2 separate regions of the Homo sapiens genome follow, and region 1 is linked to region 2. Evidence: chromatin contacts called from ENCODE Hi-C data. All regions are on one chromosome and are shown on one strand. The core of a region is the stretch at or near the end of the contact, and the rest is flanking DNA. Distances in the headings are between cores, read along the strand shown.

Region 1 (3,906 bases), core at 184-2,683, 64 kb before region 2:
GCAGACGTCCTTCTCAGAAGGACAGCACATATCTGTGTCTACCACACTTTTCCTTCCTACCTTCTGAGAATATTTTTTGAAGAAGGTTTATTTTACTGCTGTCTTTTCCAGGTTATCTTAACTCTGGGATCTTTTCTAAAGAATCATTCTTGTCAGACTGAGAGGCACTTTGTGTTGGAAAACATTGCACTATATACCAATGAAAATTGCATGTTGTAAAAAGATGTGTATTTTGTTCTATGTAAGTTAACTTTGTTAATATGCAAGGAAGGAAGGATCTAAAGAAGTATCTGTCACTCCTTTGACTATAACAGTTGATTCAGTTGATCTGGTTATTTAGAAAGATGCTGGTCCGTGCTTCATAGCTCCTCAGGCCTCCTTCCTGATAGCACAAAGTTGGGCAAAGAGAGGACCATCTGGCCAGGTGTCATGGCTCACGATGCCTGTAATCCCAACACTTTAAGAGGCCGAGGCAGGCGGATCACTTGAGGCCAGGAATTTGAGACCAGCCAGGACAACATGGTAAAACCCCATCTCTACCAAAAAAAAAAAAAGAAAAAAATTAGCTGGGTATGGTGGTGCATGCCTGTAATCCCAGCTACTCAGGAGGCTGAGGAACAAGAATCGCTTGAACCCCAGAGGCAAAGGTTGCAGTGGGCTGAGATTGCTCCACTGCTCTCCCACCTGGGCAACAGAGCGAGATGCCGTCTCAAAAATAAATAAGTAAATAAAAGGACCTTCTTAGAGAGAAAAACTAGCCCTCAATAAAGTTAATCAGTTTTAGCTAGAGCAAACCAGCTAACATTAAGAAGTTGGTCTCTGGCTATAGCTGAGATGTAGATGACACCTAGACAGCAGGGGTGGGAATGGTTTGAGTGTGACCCTCATCTGCTCTTCACTTAATTTAGCCCATGGTGTCAGTACCCAGAGGTCTAGCTCCCAGTTAATACCCTTATCTAGTCCATGGTAGCATAGTCCCAAACTGTACTCTCTAAATTGCTATGATTTATTACCCTGTGAGTCTTCTCCAACCCTCTACCACCATCCCTACTCACTTTCTCTTTAAAATATTCACTAACTAAAATCATTCAATTGGATAGAAATGCATTTTGTCCTGTTCTTTATTGTAAAAAACAAAAGTAAAAAAAAACTTTTAAAAAAAGAAAACTAAAAGAAGTGCCTTTCTGTTTATATGGCTCTTGTCTAATTTCCTAACCATCACCCACAACTCCATTTTGTGGTAGTATTTTTCTTCATTCCACACAGTGATATAAAATGTCGGTGTTGATGAGTCATTTTTCCTCTTCAACTTGTTAACTTCTACAGAGTTCTTATCATGCCAAGCATTCCTTCACAAAATAAAGTCCACAACAGATGACTCATATACCTCTTATTAGAAAGAAAACATCAAAAGGATGAATAAATAAATAAATAAAGCAAGTAAGCAACCATAATCCACTACCTGCTTAGTGTTAAGAGGACTTCTCAAGCGTCAGAACAGCTTTACGAAACTCACTGCTGAATCAGCCTTGGAGGGAGAGGTGTGGCCGCCCAGCCCAGCTGATGCATGGGAGCGGGCTGTACTGGGCTTTTCAAGAGCGGAGAGAGGAGGAGAAACATCCCTATTTTTTTACTATTAGTATTCTTAGAGATTTGCTTATTTTACTTACATGTGAAAAAAAAAATTAACCATAGGTCTCAAGAGAGAGACAAAAGGGAATACACATTATACTCTAATCCTGGCACTCCACCATCATCCAGAGCAATACAAGCTATGGAAGACAAGGACGAGCGGAACACAGATCCAAAGACTCGCGAGTCATGCAAAGACAGAGGGAGATTTTCTCCAGTTTCTTGAATTATTTCTGTTTTAAAATATTCAGTAGCAAGACTCATAGCAGAGTATCCCTTGCCAGCTACGCCACAACTCTATCAAATGGTCTTCTGGTCTTCCAGGAATTGATTTTGATCTGCTCAGTAATGCTTAGACCCACATAAAGAAAATAAAACTAATGTAGGCCCCATGGAAACTTCAGGGAACATCCCCCAGGCATTTATTACACCAACAGTGCAGGTGCACAGTGGCATAGCAAGAAGCTCTGAGACCACAAGCAAAATATCAGATAGGCTTTTTTAATTTTAAAAATAAATAGACCCCTAGCTTTGTGCACTAAAGGGGTTTGTTGAGTAGTATTTACACCTGTGGAGAGAGCAGAAGGTGTCAGCCGAGAGAATCAGCGTTTTTCTCTAACTCTAACTTGATTTCCATTATTTTTGCAGTGTCCTCATGCAGGCCAGAGACCCCAGGGTGTTTTATTCAAGCTGTGCAAACAATACCAGGAAACAGGCAACTCTAAAAAAATGTACTGAACTTAAAATGGGGGAAGTGCCTGTTCTGGCTCTCTTGAGCTCCTTCATTTGAGAGGAAACTCCCACAGTGTGGACAATGCACTGGCCTTGGGCCCTGGAGCCCTGGCCTCTGGCTGGGTGGCCTTGGACAAGTCACCCAAACTCTCTGATTCTCTCCTTCTGTAAGATAAGCATGGTACCACTTCAGACAGAGACTGGTGTAAGGATCAGATGGGAAGGTAAGTAGAAGCATTCTAAACAGAGTGAGAATAGGAAATATTATAGAGATTTTAGATGTTCCTTGTAATTTAAGTAGTTCAAGTGAAGTTGGTAGAATGGGGAGAGTAGTTTTCAGATGCTCCATCAATGTCTAAACCCCAAAGCTTGAATCTTGAGGACAGATGTAGCTACACCAATATGCTTGGTTTTCTTCTTTACTTCTTCCTGCCCTTTTAATCCATCCTCTTCTATTCTGGAATTCCAATCCTTTATAGTGCCCCACATTTCCTTCCCAGCCCTATACGTTCTTATTAGTTAATACTGCAGTGTGTAGGCCAATTTCATGATGTTCTGATAATTATGATGTAGTGGATTAGCCTGAGCTGGCTGTAAGAAGCTGTTACCTGTTGAATTCTGCAGGAAGCAGACTTCTTAATGAGAATTCATGGACAGGAAGGTTGTTAGTGCATATTCTTGGAAAAAGAAAGGAAAAAAAGCCAGACTGGGTGAAAGGAGAAGTTTGGCTGTAATGTAGTTTCAATGAAGGCCTCCATGAACCCTATGGAAAGTTTTTTTTTTTGTATGGGGGCTCTTCAGTGCTGTCCATGCTTTCAAATCCCCATAAACATCAGTCATCAGATGTAGGCAGCCCTCACAAGGGGCATGGCCTTCAGTTAAGGCAATAAGAAGCTGACAACTGAAGTCTTTCTTCCATCAGAACTCTCAGTAGCTGGGGGAATAGATCCTCCAATTCTGATATGAGATCTGAGTAGTGCATTTCAATAGTCTTCCCCAGAAGCCACCAAGCCACCATGAGTGCATCCACCCTTCGCTGAGAGGTTGATCTGACCCTTTGCTCTTCCAGGTGAAGGAGACTCATGACTATGTCATGGCATCAGACAGCATTTGAAGCAGAAGGCTCAAGCTAAGTGACCAGGAAAGACCAGGCAGAGACAAGTCTAGGAAGTTCTCACTATCTGAAATGAGTAGAAAGTTTATGAACCAGAAGAACAAAGTCAGAAGGATTACCTAGGTTTCAGGAACCAAGACTGCCAAGGTGTAAAGCACCAGGTGTAAAGCACAGGAGGAAGGCCCAGGACCAGCATCAGGAAGTGAACCCAGAGGGCAGAGGCAAGTTCTTCCCTCACTGTTGGGGACCAGCTGAGTGCCAGGCCCCCAGCTCCTCTTCTCCAAACCTTCCTGCTGTCAGAAACATAAAGGGCACGCAGATATTCATTTAACAAATTCTTCATATGAATTTTTAGAGCAGAATAATGGTTAATCTCTGTTGGATAATGTGCTTCCCCTCATCAAGATGAAAGCTGAATAGGCCATTGT
Region 2 (4,100 bases), core at 182-2,681:
CCAATCATGGAAGAAGGCAAAGGGGGAGCCGGTGTGTCACATGGCAAGAAAGAGACAGCAAGAGAGGTACTAGGCTCTTTTAAACAACTAGCTTTCATGTGAACTAGTAGAGCAAGAACTCACTCTTGGTTCTAGTCTTGGGACAAAACCAAGCCATTCATGAGGGACCCGTCCCCATGACCCAAACACCTCCCACCAGGCCCCACCTCCAACACTGGGGATCAATTTTCAACATGAGATTGGGAGGAGACAAATATCCAAACCATATCATATACTGATATGATGATGTTCATAAAAAATTGTTATTAAATGAAAATTGCAAGTTGCCAAACAAAATGTAAAGCATGGCTCTACCCACAAAACTGTAAGTGTTTATGTAGATATCTATACATATTCATGCATGTGTGTGTGTGTGTGTGTGTGTGTGTGTGTGTGTGTGTGTTACAAAAGATTACATAGACATAGAGAAAGTCTGAAAGACTAGGCACTGCAGCGGCCATGACAATGTGAGGCTGATCCCAGCCAATGAATAAATGCAGTAAGAATACAAAAGCAGGTCCATTTCTGGGAGAGGCACAACTCCTGACACAAGACTTTGCCTCAAAGTCTGTGTCTTTCTCAGTGAAACTTTCTCAAAACTGCATTACTATCTAAGACCTTCCTTCCTTCTCTCTCTCTTCACAGGCCTCAGGTCTGCATTTCAGTCAGATGACTCTCCTCCTCTCCCCTGACTCACTCTTCATTGTCCTTACAGGTGTTTTCATTAATAAATCTCTTGCATGTCTAACCAGATTGGCATCTGCTTCTCGGAGTACTCAGACTAAAACAAAGCTGACAGTGGTTGCCTCAGAGAAGTGAAAGTATACGTAAATGTTTGCTGCAAGCATTATTACTTTTGCAAATTATTTTTCTTAAAGATCCAGAAATAATAGGAACAGCAATATAAAATGTGTGTGTTTAAAGTGAGTCTGTTTTTGTCACGAGCACACAGGAACATATGCACAGACTCACATACAGGTATTCTGGTACTCTATCAACAGAACAGGTAATGACTCCATCTAATGTTTGAACAGCACTTTATAGTTTTTATTCTCATTAGACCTCTCCCGTGACCTTGGCAAATAGGTAGATCTTCATGTTATGAACCTCTTTTTACAGCAGAAGAACTTCAGCTCTCTGAATCTTAGACCTCCTAATCCAACTCATTCTTGGTTCTAGTCTTGAAACAGCACTAAGCCATTCATGAGAGATCCACCCTCATGACCCAAACACCTCCCACTAGGCCAGTGTCCTTTCCCATTCACTAGGTTGCCTCTCTGTCCTGAAGAGCCCAGGGAACCTGGATGTGAAGCTACACCCCTAATGAACCAGCATGCAGCAGCTACACCCCTAATGAGCCAGCAGGCTGTACACAAAGCTCACTTTGACTTGGCGGCTCTGGGCAAATGTCCTGCATCAGGCCCACCCTTCTTGTCTGCTTGGGTCTGTTTGTGTTAGAGGATGTACTAACCACGGGGACCATCACAGCTCTGCAGAGTTTTGAAAAATGTAATTATTAGACAAGATGAATTTTTAGCAAGCAGGTTCTCATAGCTCTGTTGAAAAGTACTGGTACTTTAAATCTTTTCTTAAACTATTCCTCTCCAGGTGGTTAGCACCAAGTTGAAAGAAAGCCAGGCTGGAATTCCTTTCTTGAGCACACGGTAAACAGACATCACACAGTCCTCTATTTACCAGGGCAGGGATTGCCAACTGACTGTGGTCTGGAAACCTTATCTGCTTTGTTCCCTTCCCATTGCCCCAGCATTTGCAGAAGAGGAACAAACTTCTAGGTTCCTGGACTTGCCTGAGAACCAGGCCTGCAAACATGCACCGCCAGCTCCAGATACTCTAGGCATTGATTTGTGAATATTGTTATCATTATTATGGTCATTTTAACATTGGCAAATTTGGTCCAAAAACATATGGCTTTTCAAAAATTAATGTTTGTTGAGTAGTTACTACGTGTCAAGCACTGTTCTCAACACTTGAAACTTGAATTCTCACAACCTCCCAAAAATCGGATATTATTGTCCTGAGGCAATATCAAAAAACCTGAGACCAGAGAGGTTAAGTGACTTGTCCAAAGTCACACAGCAATAAGTAGTAGAGCCAAAGTTTGAACCAAGGCCATGTGATTTCAAGTAAACTCGTTTCATAAAACTACTTATCATCTGAGAAAAGCCAACTCTTAAAAAAGTAGTTTTCTCCCATGTATGTTTTCTGATTTCTCTTTCTCTTCCCCACCCCAAGAGAGGCAGCTGTTCATCTTCTTTTCCCATTATCTCTTTCACAGTGATTTTTTTTTTTTTTTACTCTATGGAAATCTCGTTCTCAAGGCATACTTGAATTGAGACATAATCTACATTCTGACTGTACCCTGAGAAAGGGAGGCAGGTGTTGACTTGGCATTGAGGGCAGACCTGATTCAGACAAGGCGAAAGGAGAGACCAAATGACTTAGGAGGAAACAGAAAGGATTCCACGATGGCACAGAGCCTGGGACAAGCTGAACCAGGTTATGACAGAGTAAGTACTTGTAAGTTCTCCTAATGCTGTTTTAAACTAATAACTCAAGATTTTAAAACTATTTTGAGATCTATGTGCTATCATCTCTAGAAGTGGCCTAGGAAAATGGACATAAGAAGTTGGAGAGTGGGCCAGGTGTGGTGGCTCACGCCTGTGTAATCCCAGTACTTTGGGAGTCTGAGATGGGTGGATCACCTGAGTTAAGGAGTTTGAGACGAGCCTGGCCAACATTATGAAACCCTCTCTCTACTAAAAATACAAAAAATTAGCCGAGCATGGTGGTGGGCGCCTATAATCTCAGCTACTCAGGAGGCTGAGGCAGGAGAATCTCTTGAACCCAGGAGGTGGAGGTTGCAGTGAGCCAAAATCGCGCCACTGCACTCCAGCCTGGGCAACAAGAGCAAAACTGTCTAAAAAACAATAATAATAATAATAATAATAATAATAATAATAATAATAATAAAGAAGTTAGGGAGTGGAACGGGGGGGTGGAAAACTACAGCATCATAAATGAGAAGTAGAAGATAATTTCAGTGTGGGAAATGGAATTTTTCTTTACTGGAAGGTAGAAGATTTTTCAAAAATTATAGGCATTGTAAGTAGAATCAAGAGCTAGCACCACCAAATCAATCATACACCTATTCAGAAGGCTGCACTAATTTTCCCCAGCCACCCTTCTTGGAGAAGACCAAACATCTGATGTCTTCTGCCGAGGAGACAGAAAACGAAAGACTGCCTGCACCAATACCTACCACCTCCAACCTAAGAAATTCTTCAAGTCAGAATCCCAAGGGGTGAATAATCATCCGATTTTGATGTTAGTTCTCCATTCTTTCCAGAGCAAGGAACCATCTGAGAGAGGAGGGGTCATTCCTCTGATCAGGAGGACAAGAAGCCAAACAGAAGCTGAAGAGTGTTCTCTAAGGACTCTGAGACCAGTGGATGGCCTAGCTAGCACAATCGTGCCTCCCTATGCACTCACTCATGTAGCATCAGCTATGAGCATGGCGTCAGAATGTTGGGACAAGCTAAGTACTTGGGGCAAATAGTGCCAGCTGCTGGCCTGAGCACCCATAGGAAAAAAGCAAGAAGAATGCCAGGTAACATTGCACCCAGGCTTTGATGGGTCACTAGGGTCAGTAGCCCAGGAGGAAGTAAAGAAGGGAGACATGAAAGTCAATGGCTAACGTGGAGATAGCCGCTTTATTTCTTCTCCTCCCAAAGACACAAACCTGCAAGGAGGTTTGTGATAACTCCTGGGGACTGTTTTTGATATTTAGCATGCAGGACCTTCTTGGCTCTGCTCTGCACTAAAATGGCATCCCTGGATGACTAGAAAAAAAGAAATGTGTACCAGGGAAATTCAGCGATAGCCTAGTGAAGCCAAGGACCAGGGATGAGTGGTTCAAAATTTTGCAAGTTTCTAAATGACCCAAGAAATTAATAAGAAGAAAATCATTTCACATGACCACTCCTGCCCCTCCAGCTTTGGTTTGTTTTGGTTTGGTTTTCTCAGATGGGGTTAACAGTGTT

What was found. A loop is a pair of places that touch in the nucleus more often than their neighbours do. Pooled maps may share reads with other maps.
Region 1: a map of PC-9 shows a loop between it and region 2 (8-fold over the local background). The contact joins two enhancer-like sites. A Hi-C loop is called at or near these places in 7 of 168 maps with a recorded cell type or tissue (Calu3, MCF 10A, PC-3 and 4 more) and 3 of 50 pooled maps.

The regions. Positions count from the first base shown.
Region 1 is chr15:45,917,523-45,921,428 of GRCh38, reverse strand. All of the region lies in intron 2 of LOC105370802 (a long non-coding RNA gene), which reads right to left. Among named protein-coding and RNA genes, the nearest start is that of SQOR, 280 kb to the right of the region's middle. RefSeq lists an enhancer at 669-1,868. Within about 2 kb of position 1,433, at least 4 of the 41 ENCODE cell types and tissues checked have a DNase peak (open chromatin) inside an H3K27ac peak, as active enhancers do; they include PC-3 and PC-9, where a contact is called at or near this core.
Region 2 is chr15:45,853,027-45,857,126 of GRCh38, reverse strand. All of the region lies in intron 2 of LOC105370802 (a long non-coding RNA gene), which reads right to left. Among named protein-coding and RNA genes, the nearest start is that of SQOR, 220 kb to the right of the region's middle. Within about 2 kb of position 1,431, at least 4 of the 41 ENCODE cell types and tissues checked have a DNase peak (open chromatin) inside an H3K27ac peak, as active enhancers do; they include PC-3 and PC-9, where a contact is called at or near this core.